Regions from separate parts of the Homo sapiens genome. Here regions 1 and 3 are each linked to region 2. Evidence: chromatin contacts called from ENCODE Hi-C or POLR2A ChIA-PET data. All regions are on one chromosome and are shown on one strand. Each heading gives the region's core, a stretch centred on a gene start or an enhancer-like site at or near the end of the contact. The rest is flanking DNA. Distances are from core to core; before and after follow the strand shown.

Region 1 (2,700 bases), core at 149-2,648, 5.6 Mb before region 2:
AGTTCCTAGTGAAGTGGGCTTACTTTGTGCCTGACCCATGCTTCTTTGAGACAAAACACCACGCTCACACCACACGCACACCACAAAACAAAGAACAGGTAAAAAGGGCACACATACACTTTTACCGTTTACACCAAACCAGAATCAAAATCCAAATCAGAGTATCCAGAAATCCAAGCCAGGTCAAAACCAAAACGAAAGTATCAAGCAATCCAAATCAAGTCAAAAACAAAAACCAAAGTGCCGGTACAGGCATGCCGTGGGTGATCAGGCCACCCTTCCACTCAAATGGAGTGGGCAAGTTCCAAAGACTAGTCTTACCAAGTTTCAGATGTCCGGACTCCAAGTGCCTGTTCCTTCCCAGTGTTCAGCCGCTGCATTGATCCTCTGTGGGGGCCTGCCACACGCCACTCTGGCGAGGTGTTCCACTGGGGCAATTGCCTACCCGGGAGTGCTCTCAGGTTCTGCGTCCCTCAAGCTGGCCAGAGTCCCCTGTAGGGATGCTCCACAGGGCAGGCCTAAGCTGCCTAAGGGGCTGCCTCGACTATCTGTTAATCACCTGGCTTCCCAGTCAGGGAACCAAGAAATGTAGCAGGACAAGCCGCAGGGCTGTATTCAGCCTGGAGCTTTGGCAAGACTCACATCTCCAACTACCAAGCTCCCCAAGTGAGGAATTCCTGTCCCTTTTAAGGGCTTACAACTCTAAGGGGGTCCACATGAGAGGTTTGTGATCGATTGAGCAAGCAGGGGGTACACGACTGGGGGCTGCATGCAGTGGTAATCAGAACGGAACAGAACAGGACAGGGATTTTCACAATGCTTTTCCATACAATGTCTGGAATCCATAGATAACATAACCGGTTTGGTCAGGGGTCGATCTTTAACCAGGCCCAGGGTTGGCACCTGGCTGTCTGCCTGTGGATTTCATTTCTGCCTTTTAGTTTTTACTTGTTTCTTTGGAGGCAGAAATTGGGCATAAAACAATATGAGAGGTGGTCTCCTCCCTTAACAGCACAAACGCTTAATTAACATTTCTTTTTCTTTTGAGACAGGTTCTGTCGCCCAGGCTGGAGTGCAGTGGTGCAGTCATAGCTCAGTGCAGCCTGGACCACCTGGGCTCAAGCAGTCCTGACACCTCAGCCTCTCAAAATTTGGGATTACAGGCGCGCGCCACCGTGCGGGTCAGGAGGCTTCCCTGAGGGCCCCGGAGGTGGAGCTGGGCTTTTCCTTCCGAAGCGCCCCTGGGAATCTCTCTCTTTACGGCCTTGGAACCTGGGAAACTACATTACCCAGAAAGCTCTGCGTCAAATGACAGCACGGCAGAGCCAGTGAGAGTTCACATTGAAGGCGTTTCCGTGTGCGCAAGTAAGGTAGAGGCGGGACTCCCGGCGCCCTTTAGTAGCGACCATTTCCATTGGCGTTAGGGAGTCCTTGGAGCGCTGTGTTGGGACCGTGGTGGTGACTGGATCCAGGAGGTCGAGAGTCGTTCTTCTCTTTGCACAGACGTGACTCTGCAGCTCTTTAACGGCGCCCGCTGCTCTCAACCCAGCTTACCCCACGTGGTCCCATGGCGGCGGCCGCGCTAAGGTTCCCCGTTCAGGTAATTGTGGCGCCTTCCGTGCTCTCCGGTCACCTCCTAGTCACACAAGTCCTAAAGCAGCGAGGGAGCGGCACCTGTTTACGGCTCTGCAACCCGGACCCGGCGTCGGGACACTGAGGCGCTCTCGGGAGGGATCCCTGTTTCAGACACCCGTGGGATGCGGTGGGGAGAGCGACAGGTACAGGGAGGGGCGCGGGCAATGGCCTGGAGATGGACGGATCCGGGAGGATGGAACCTGGGGTCCACAGGCGCCTGTAGGGAACAACCTGTGAGGCGGAACTCCTCCTGGAAAAGCAAGGAGGCTGGGGGCTGTGAAATCATTGCGAGGACACTAGAAATAGGAGAATTTCCAAGAAAGAAGGGACTGGATCAAAGTCCAGGCTTTTAAAGTTTCCTAAAGGCCAAATAAATAACAGAGTAGAGAGGGGATGACGTTGGGGCCCTTTGAGATTGAATCCTTGTAGATCATATAGGTGGTAGAGATGACACTTTGTGCTGAGACACGCAGGTTAGACAATAGTCCAAGGTCACCTGGCTCCGTGGACACAAAAGCGTTCAGGGAGGCCTGAGCTTACCAGATCCTATCAGGGACACAGTCCTGTAAAGTCAGCCTCTTCCCTCAGGCCTTTATGGCTGTAGAAGCATTTAAGGAACGCATACAAGAAAGTGGAGGGTGGGGCCGGGTGCAGTGGCTCACTCCTGTAATCCCAGCACTTTGGGAGGCCTAGGCGGGTTGGTCCGGAGGTAGAGACCAGCCTGACCAACCATGGAGAAACCCTGTCTCTACTAAAAATACAAAATTAGCCAGGCGTGGTGGCGCATGCCTGTAATCCCAGCTACTTGGGAAACTGAGGCAGCAGACTCGCTTGAACCCGGGAGGCGGAGGTTGCGTGAGCCGAGATCGCGCCATTGCACTCCACCCTGGGTGACAGAGCGAGACTCCGTATCAAAAAAAAAAAAAAAAAAAAAAAAAAAAGAATGAGGTGCGTTCAGAGAGGGTATCTCTGCTGTGCTGAAGGTGCCACATTGGGCTTTCCATGACCTCGGCCATACTAGGGGAAGTGCCTGTCAGGAGGGGGTGGACTCTTATATCACAGCCA
Region 2 (2,821 bases), core at 190-2,689:
AAACAGACCTAAAGGGAGGATGGGACCTCTTTAATCACCACTCCCAATAATTACAGCTAATATTTATCGAGCCCTTACAACAGGCCTGACACCATTCTACTTTTTATTTGTGTCATAATTCGTTCAGTCCCTCACAAGTCCCTCCAGCAAGACCAGGACTACAATTAGCCCATATTTTATGGAACACAGAGACCCAAAGCGGTGAAGTAATTTGCACAAGGTCACACAGCAGGTGGGAGGTGGACTTGCAGTTCTAACTGTTCTCAATCCCACACCAGCCCGGCTCAGAGCCTTGGGTCACCTCATCCCATAACCAGGAATGTTCATCCGGGCTGGGCGCGGTGGCTCACGCCTGTAATTCCAACACTTTGGGAGGCCGAGGCGGGTGGATCGCTTGAGGTCAAGAGTTCCCGACCAAGCCTGGCCAACATGGTGAAACCCCGTCTCTGCTAAAAATACAAAAATTAGTCGGGCGTGGTGGCTCGCGCCGGTAATCGCAGCTAATTAGGGAGCTGAGGGGCGAGGATGGTTTGAACCCGGTATGCAGAGGTTGCACTGAGCCGAGATCGCGCCACTGCTCCCCAGCCCCAGCCTGGGCGACACAGAGACTGTCTCAAAAAAAAGAAATAAATAAATGTTCATCTGCTTAGCAAATCCCTCAACCCCTATCCTGGTCAATGGGAGGATCCGGGGAGATGGGGAGGCGGGTTTCTACAACCTAATTCGCTCCTAAACTTGGCTAGTCCCCACCTTTGGTGGGGGGGTGTTTTTGCGTCCCCGTCCTCTTAGGACACCTAAACCAAAATGAGAGGCGGAGGAAGAGCAGGAATTAGGATGGCAGGCCTTCGCCTCTCGGTCCCCACTTGGCCCAGCAGTCGAAACCCAGAAAACAAAAAAACCTTCCCAGGTCCCGACCCACCCGGCGGCCCTCCCCTACTTGGAGCAAGTCATGCGCGCCCCACATCCCCAAGAGGCCATTCAGAGGCCGCCGCCAATCACGGAGTCCTCCTCTCTCCCAGACCCAGTCCGCAGACCCCAGCCCTGGCCACAACCTCCCAGGACCGCGGACCGCCGCGCGCACAGGGCAGGCCCGGGACCCTCGAGGCTAGCGCTGGCCCCCGCCCTCCACTGGGCCGACACCCAATCGGGAGCGCCGTCTCAAGGAGTCCGGGCAACCGGGGAGATAAGAGACGCACGCTGATTGGCCGTCGCCCCCTTCCGCCACTCCCAGCGAACGCTGAGTCTTCTCCGCGAGGGCCGCCCGTGCCCCCAGGTACCCCTCCGCGTCTTCCCCAAGTCCCCCGTAGCCTCCGGACCTGAACGTCCTCATTGCGGAGTTCGTCTATGAGCACCGCGATGGGGTACAGCGAGTCGTCGCCGTCGGCCGCCGCCATCTTGGCTCCGTCCCTTTCCTGTCAGACTGCGGCCAGCGCTGTGCTGAAACGTGGGGGGGGCAATGCTGGGAGAAGAAGGAAGGGCGGGCGTGGGGGCGCCCGAGCCAGTTTACAGGGGCTGCTCCACGGCCATTGGCCGCGCTACCCAGGGCTAAGCTCGCGTTTCTTTGGTCCGGACTTGTGAAGTCCCGCCCACTTCCGATTTGCCATTGGTCGAGTGAACAAGATTTGACTAGTTTGAGCCTAGGAGAGGGGGAAGAAAGCGGAAGTTAGCCGTGTCCTAGCGACCAAGATTGTACCCGCCCTGGTCGCTGCTAACAACGACCGAGACGAGCAGTAGTTTCTAGCCAATGAGGGGCGACATGGGGAGGAGGCTAAGCCTGCCCTTTCTTGAGTCCCCGGGAAGGCTTCTGCGCGTGCGTCGGTGGTAATACGTGACGTCCTGTGGGGAGCTGGAGGGTGTGCAGGTTTTGGGTTACCAGGCCGTGGTTCCGCTGGCTGGCTGGCTGGCTCTCCGCGCCGTTGCGCGGCAGGAGGAGGGAGTGAGACTTTGATTTGTGCTTGATTTATGCCAAGGCCCAGAGAAGGGAGCGACTTGCCCTTCTCTCTTTTTTCTTTTTCTTTCTTTTTTTTTTTTTTTTTTTTTTACTTTTTTAAAGACAGGGTCTCGCTCTGTTGCCCAGACTGTAGTGCAGTGGCAGGATCTTGGCTCACTGCCGCCTGGACCTCCCCGAGCTCAAATGATCCTCTCGCCTCAGCCTGCAGAAATAGCTGGGACTATCGGCGCGCGCCGCTAGGCCCGGCCAATTTTTAAAAAAATGTTTGTGGAGACCGAGTCTCACTGTGTTGAGCTCAGTTGCCTTGCTGTTTGGATGAAACCCAAGCCCCTCGGGCTGGTATTCAATACCCTGTCTAGGCGCGTCTCCCATCTGTTTTTTACCTTTTATCTGATGTCCTGGAGAATTACAGCTGCCTGAGCACTTCTTGCGTTTTCATGCCAGCAAGCCTCCTTGCCCAAGCTGTGCGTTCTGCTAGGGGTGCCTTTCATATTCACTTCTGAGATCTCTGCATAAATGCCTCCCCTTTACTCCCTTTCCTCTCTGTCTTCAGGCTCTGTTCTCTAGGCTTCCAGAGCCACAGAACCCCTCTCTCTGTCTCTCCAGTCCCATCTATCTCTCTGTCTCTCCAATCCCATCTCTCTCTCTCTCTCTCTCCAATCCAATCTCTCTCTCTGTCTCTCAATCCCAGAGCCTGGGCTGTGACTATGTATTCGAATTTGTTTCCTCCATAGAGTGGGAGCAGGATTGGATCTGACTAATCTCTGTTTTTAACCTCTTCAACACAGCCCTACCCCCCCACCGCAATCTTAGGACCACTCTAACTGAGGGAGTTGAATGGGGATGGGAAGGCCTGGGATGCTCTTTCCT
Region 3 (2,983 bases), core at 303-2,802, 5.2 Mb before region 2:
TCCACGACTCTCCTCTCTTTCACCTTTCGCATCAAAAAATCCAATCACCCTACTTTAAAAAACAGAAAATTTACCAACTTCTCTCACCTCCACAGCCACACCTCTAGACCAGACACCATCAACACTACTGCAGTAGCTGCTCCCTCATGCTCACAGTCTGTTCTCAACCTGAAAGCCAGAGAGAGCATGTTAAAATCTGAGTCAGATCATCTCCCTCCTCTGCTCCAAATCTCCCACGACTTTTACCACACTCAAGACACCTCGGCCAGCCATTCCTGCCTAACTCCTTCCTCTGATACCTGTTTCCAACAAAGGTAATTAAGACCTGAGATTCCCTGAGCGCTCCAAACTCAATCCTACAAGCATTTGAGCGTACCTGTTCCTAGGTCTGATATACTTTTGCAGTACTCATCCCATTGGTCGCCAGGTGGGGACTTCTCCACATAACTCCATACAACTCATGGCCTGGATTCAGGACACTAAACTAGAAATGACCTCCATTCACTGCCCCCTGTCTCAAGTGAAGACAGTCATGTGAAGAATCCCAGGATATCATCACTATGTCTCATCAGAGAATCTGGTCAGCCTTCCTTATAAAATACATACAAAACCCAAAACCCATACATTCTCTAACCTCTGCTGCCACCACTCTGGCCCAGACCATCAACGCTCACCTGGACTATTTCAGTAGACTTCATCTTGATCTCCCCGTCTACCCTATAATCCCTAGTCTACCCACTCTGCAGCCAGAGGGAGCCTTTTAAGAACTGCGTCAGAGGACCTCCCTTCTCTGTACCAAACCTTGCATGACTCCCAGCACCCTCAGAAGAGAGGACCAGCTCCTCGGGCGGCCATTCCAGGCCTACCTCTGACCCCCTAGTCCCTGTTCTCACCAGGCACAGAGAGTTCCCGGAACTCCCCAAACTCATTCTCCTCTCCATGCATGCATTTGTACGAACTGCCCCTGCGCCTTCGAGTCCGTTCCACACCTTATGCCACTGATGAGGGGAGCGGAACCCCTCCACATAATGCGACGGAGTGAGCACCCTGAAGTGCGCGATGAGAGCGAACATCCCAGGACACACCAACCAGGCCGGGGTGCGCTTGAGGGATGCCCCCACTCACCTGAACCCGGTCCATCAGCACCGCCGCTGCCATGAGAAGCGGATGAACAGTCTGTGCCCTGTGGGCTCAGCCGAAACCCCACGCCTCCACCGCGCTGGACGCCCTCGGGCTGAGTGTAGCACTCCAAGTCTCAATCTACCCGGTGTAAAAACGCTCACAAGACTAAGGCGGCTGCTTCTGGGGGAGACAAGGACAAGAGGACGTGTGTGGAGGCCTCGGTAAGAGCCCAGCCCCGGCAGACACCTCCGCGAGAGGCCGCCCGTCCCACGACAGGGGTCATGGATTGTAACAAAAGCGCGAAGGAAGGTCCTGCAGTCTTCACTGTCTTTCTTTGCTAGGTTCCACGAGAGCCGCGTAGAAAGCCGACCCGATCTCTAGAACTCAGCCTTCACAACCAGAATGCACGGACCGGGCATAGGAAAAATACGTCACGACGGCGACGCCAGAAGTCTCGCCCCTGCAGCCCAGAGCAGCAGGAAACGCCCAGTTTCTGGGCTGTCATTGGCTGCACGCCGGCTAACAATGAGCTGGGCACAGATTTCTGGGTAACGTAGTTTGTACCCTGCATCCAACCAGGCAACGAGCGCCTTTCGGGTTCTCCCGGATGTCTGCCAAGAGGCGTCGTGCAGGGAGGGGGAGAAAAGACTGGGAAAACGATATCTCGGAGGCCACAGCTGCTTTTAAAGGGTATGCACCCTGATTTCCATGGCCACCTGGGACAATGCCACGCCACTGAAGTCGCCAGCAAGGGACCCATTCTTCAATCCTGCTTCTGAGGCCCTGGGAAACCTGCTTCACCTCTCTCAGATTTGGGGATTGAAACGTATTAATAAATTGAACGTTGTCTGTATTTCGTTTGTGGGCCTTTTTGTAAAACATTGAATGTCCTTCTAATTTTTCTAACATATAAAGAAAAGAGATGTAATTAGCTACCTTTCTGCTGGCTGTACAGGAAGCATGGTGCCCGTATCTGCTTCTGGTGAGGCCACAGGGAACTTTTATTCATGGCGAAAAGTGAAGGAGGAACTTACATGTAACATGACGAAAACATGAGCCTCTTCTAATTCATTGCTTCCCAATTTGATATGTAGTTTTACAGCATCAGCTTCACTATGAACTTAAAAAACCTGTGAATTCTTGGACCCAACCTATACCTTCTGATAAACTCTGGGGATGGGACCCTAGCTGAAGTTCAAGAACTGGAGGTCTTTTAAAGTCATTAGCCAAAAACAAAACAAAACAAAAACAAACAAAAAAAAATCAGTAAGATGAAAAACACTACAACCAACCTCATTAGGAATATGGGAAGTGAGGTAAAAAGTACTTAACACCAGGCCTGGCACATCGTGCTAAATACATACAAGCTGTTATCAGTCTTCCTCAACACAAGGTTCTCACATACACTGCTTTAGGAAGATAAATCAAAGATCCACCTTTTCAGGATCAGTGTGATTTTGAAAAAAAAAGAAAAAAGTACAATTATTCCCTCACTCATCAAATAGCATCATAGATAATAGTTATAATTTTTTTTTGAGACAGAGTTTCACTCTTGTTGCCCAGGCTTAAGTGCAATGGCACGATCTCAGCTCACTGCAACCTCTCCCTCCCAGGTTCAAGCGATTCTCCTGCCTCGGCCTCCCGAGTAGCTGGGATTACAAGCATCCGCCACCATGCCCGGCTAATTTTGTATTTTTAGTAGAGATGGGGTTTCTCCGTGTTGGTCAGGCTGGTCTCGAACTCCTGACCTCAGGTGATCCAACTGCCTCAGTCTTCCAAAGTGCTGGGATTACAGGTGGGAGCCCCTAATGGTTATAATTTTTGCACAAAAGCACACCAATATATCAATAGACTCATTTAA

Evidence for each region. A loop is a pair of places that touch in the nucleus more often than their neighbours do. ChIA-PET counts read pairs that join two places held with the same protein, here RNA polymerase II (POLR2A). Pooled maps may share reads with other maps.
Region 1: a loop to region 2 is called in a pooled map, with 2.9 times the contacts of the local background. The contact joins the promoter of ZNF552 here to the promoter of PPP2R1A in region 2. A Hi-C loop is called at or near these places in 1 of 50 pooled maps. POLR2A ChIA-PET finds 5 or more read pairs at or near these places in 2 of 52 experiments (AG04450 and WTC11).
Region 3: a loop to region 2 is called in a pooled map, with 8 times the contacts of the local background. The contact joins the promoter of ZNF304 here to the promoter of PPP2R1A in region 2. A Hi-C loop is called at or near these places in 4 of 50 pooled maps. POLR2A ChIA-PET finds 5 or more read pairs at or near these places in 3 of 52 experiments (CD4-positive, alpha-beta T cell, HCT116 and naive thymus-derived CD4-positive, alpha-beta T cell).

What each region holds. Positions count from the first base shown.
Region 1 is chr19:57,813,611-57,816,310 of GRCh38, reverse strand. It overlaps ZNF552 (zinc finger protein 552), which reads left to right and starts at 1,398. Exons shown (of 3, transcript NM_024762.3): 1 at 1,398-1,600. The coding sequence starts at 1,568. RefSeq lists an enhancer at 1,074-1,123.
Region 2 is chr19:52,188,670-52,191,490 of GRCh38, reverse strand. It overlaps PPP2R1A (protein phosphatase 2 scaffold subunit Aalpha), which reads right to left and starts at 1,439. Exons shown (of 15, transcript NM_014225.6): 1 at 1,317-1,439. The coding sequence starts at 1,394. RefSeq lists enhancers at 1,224-1,463, 914-1,881, 1,794-2,013, 2,024-2,073, 2,104-2,233 and 1 more.
Region 3 is chr19:57,349,840-57,352,822 of GRCh38, reverse strand. ZNF304 (zinc finger protein 304) reads right to left here and starts at 1,552. Exons shown (of 3, transcript NM_020657.4): 1 at 1,126-1,552. The coding sequence starts at 1,158. RefSeq lists enhancers at 1,250-1,319, 658-1,516, 1,470-1,559, 1,517-2,376.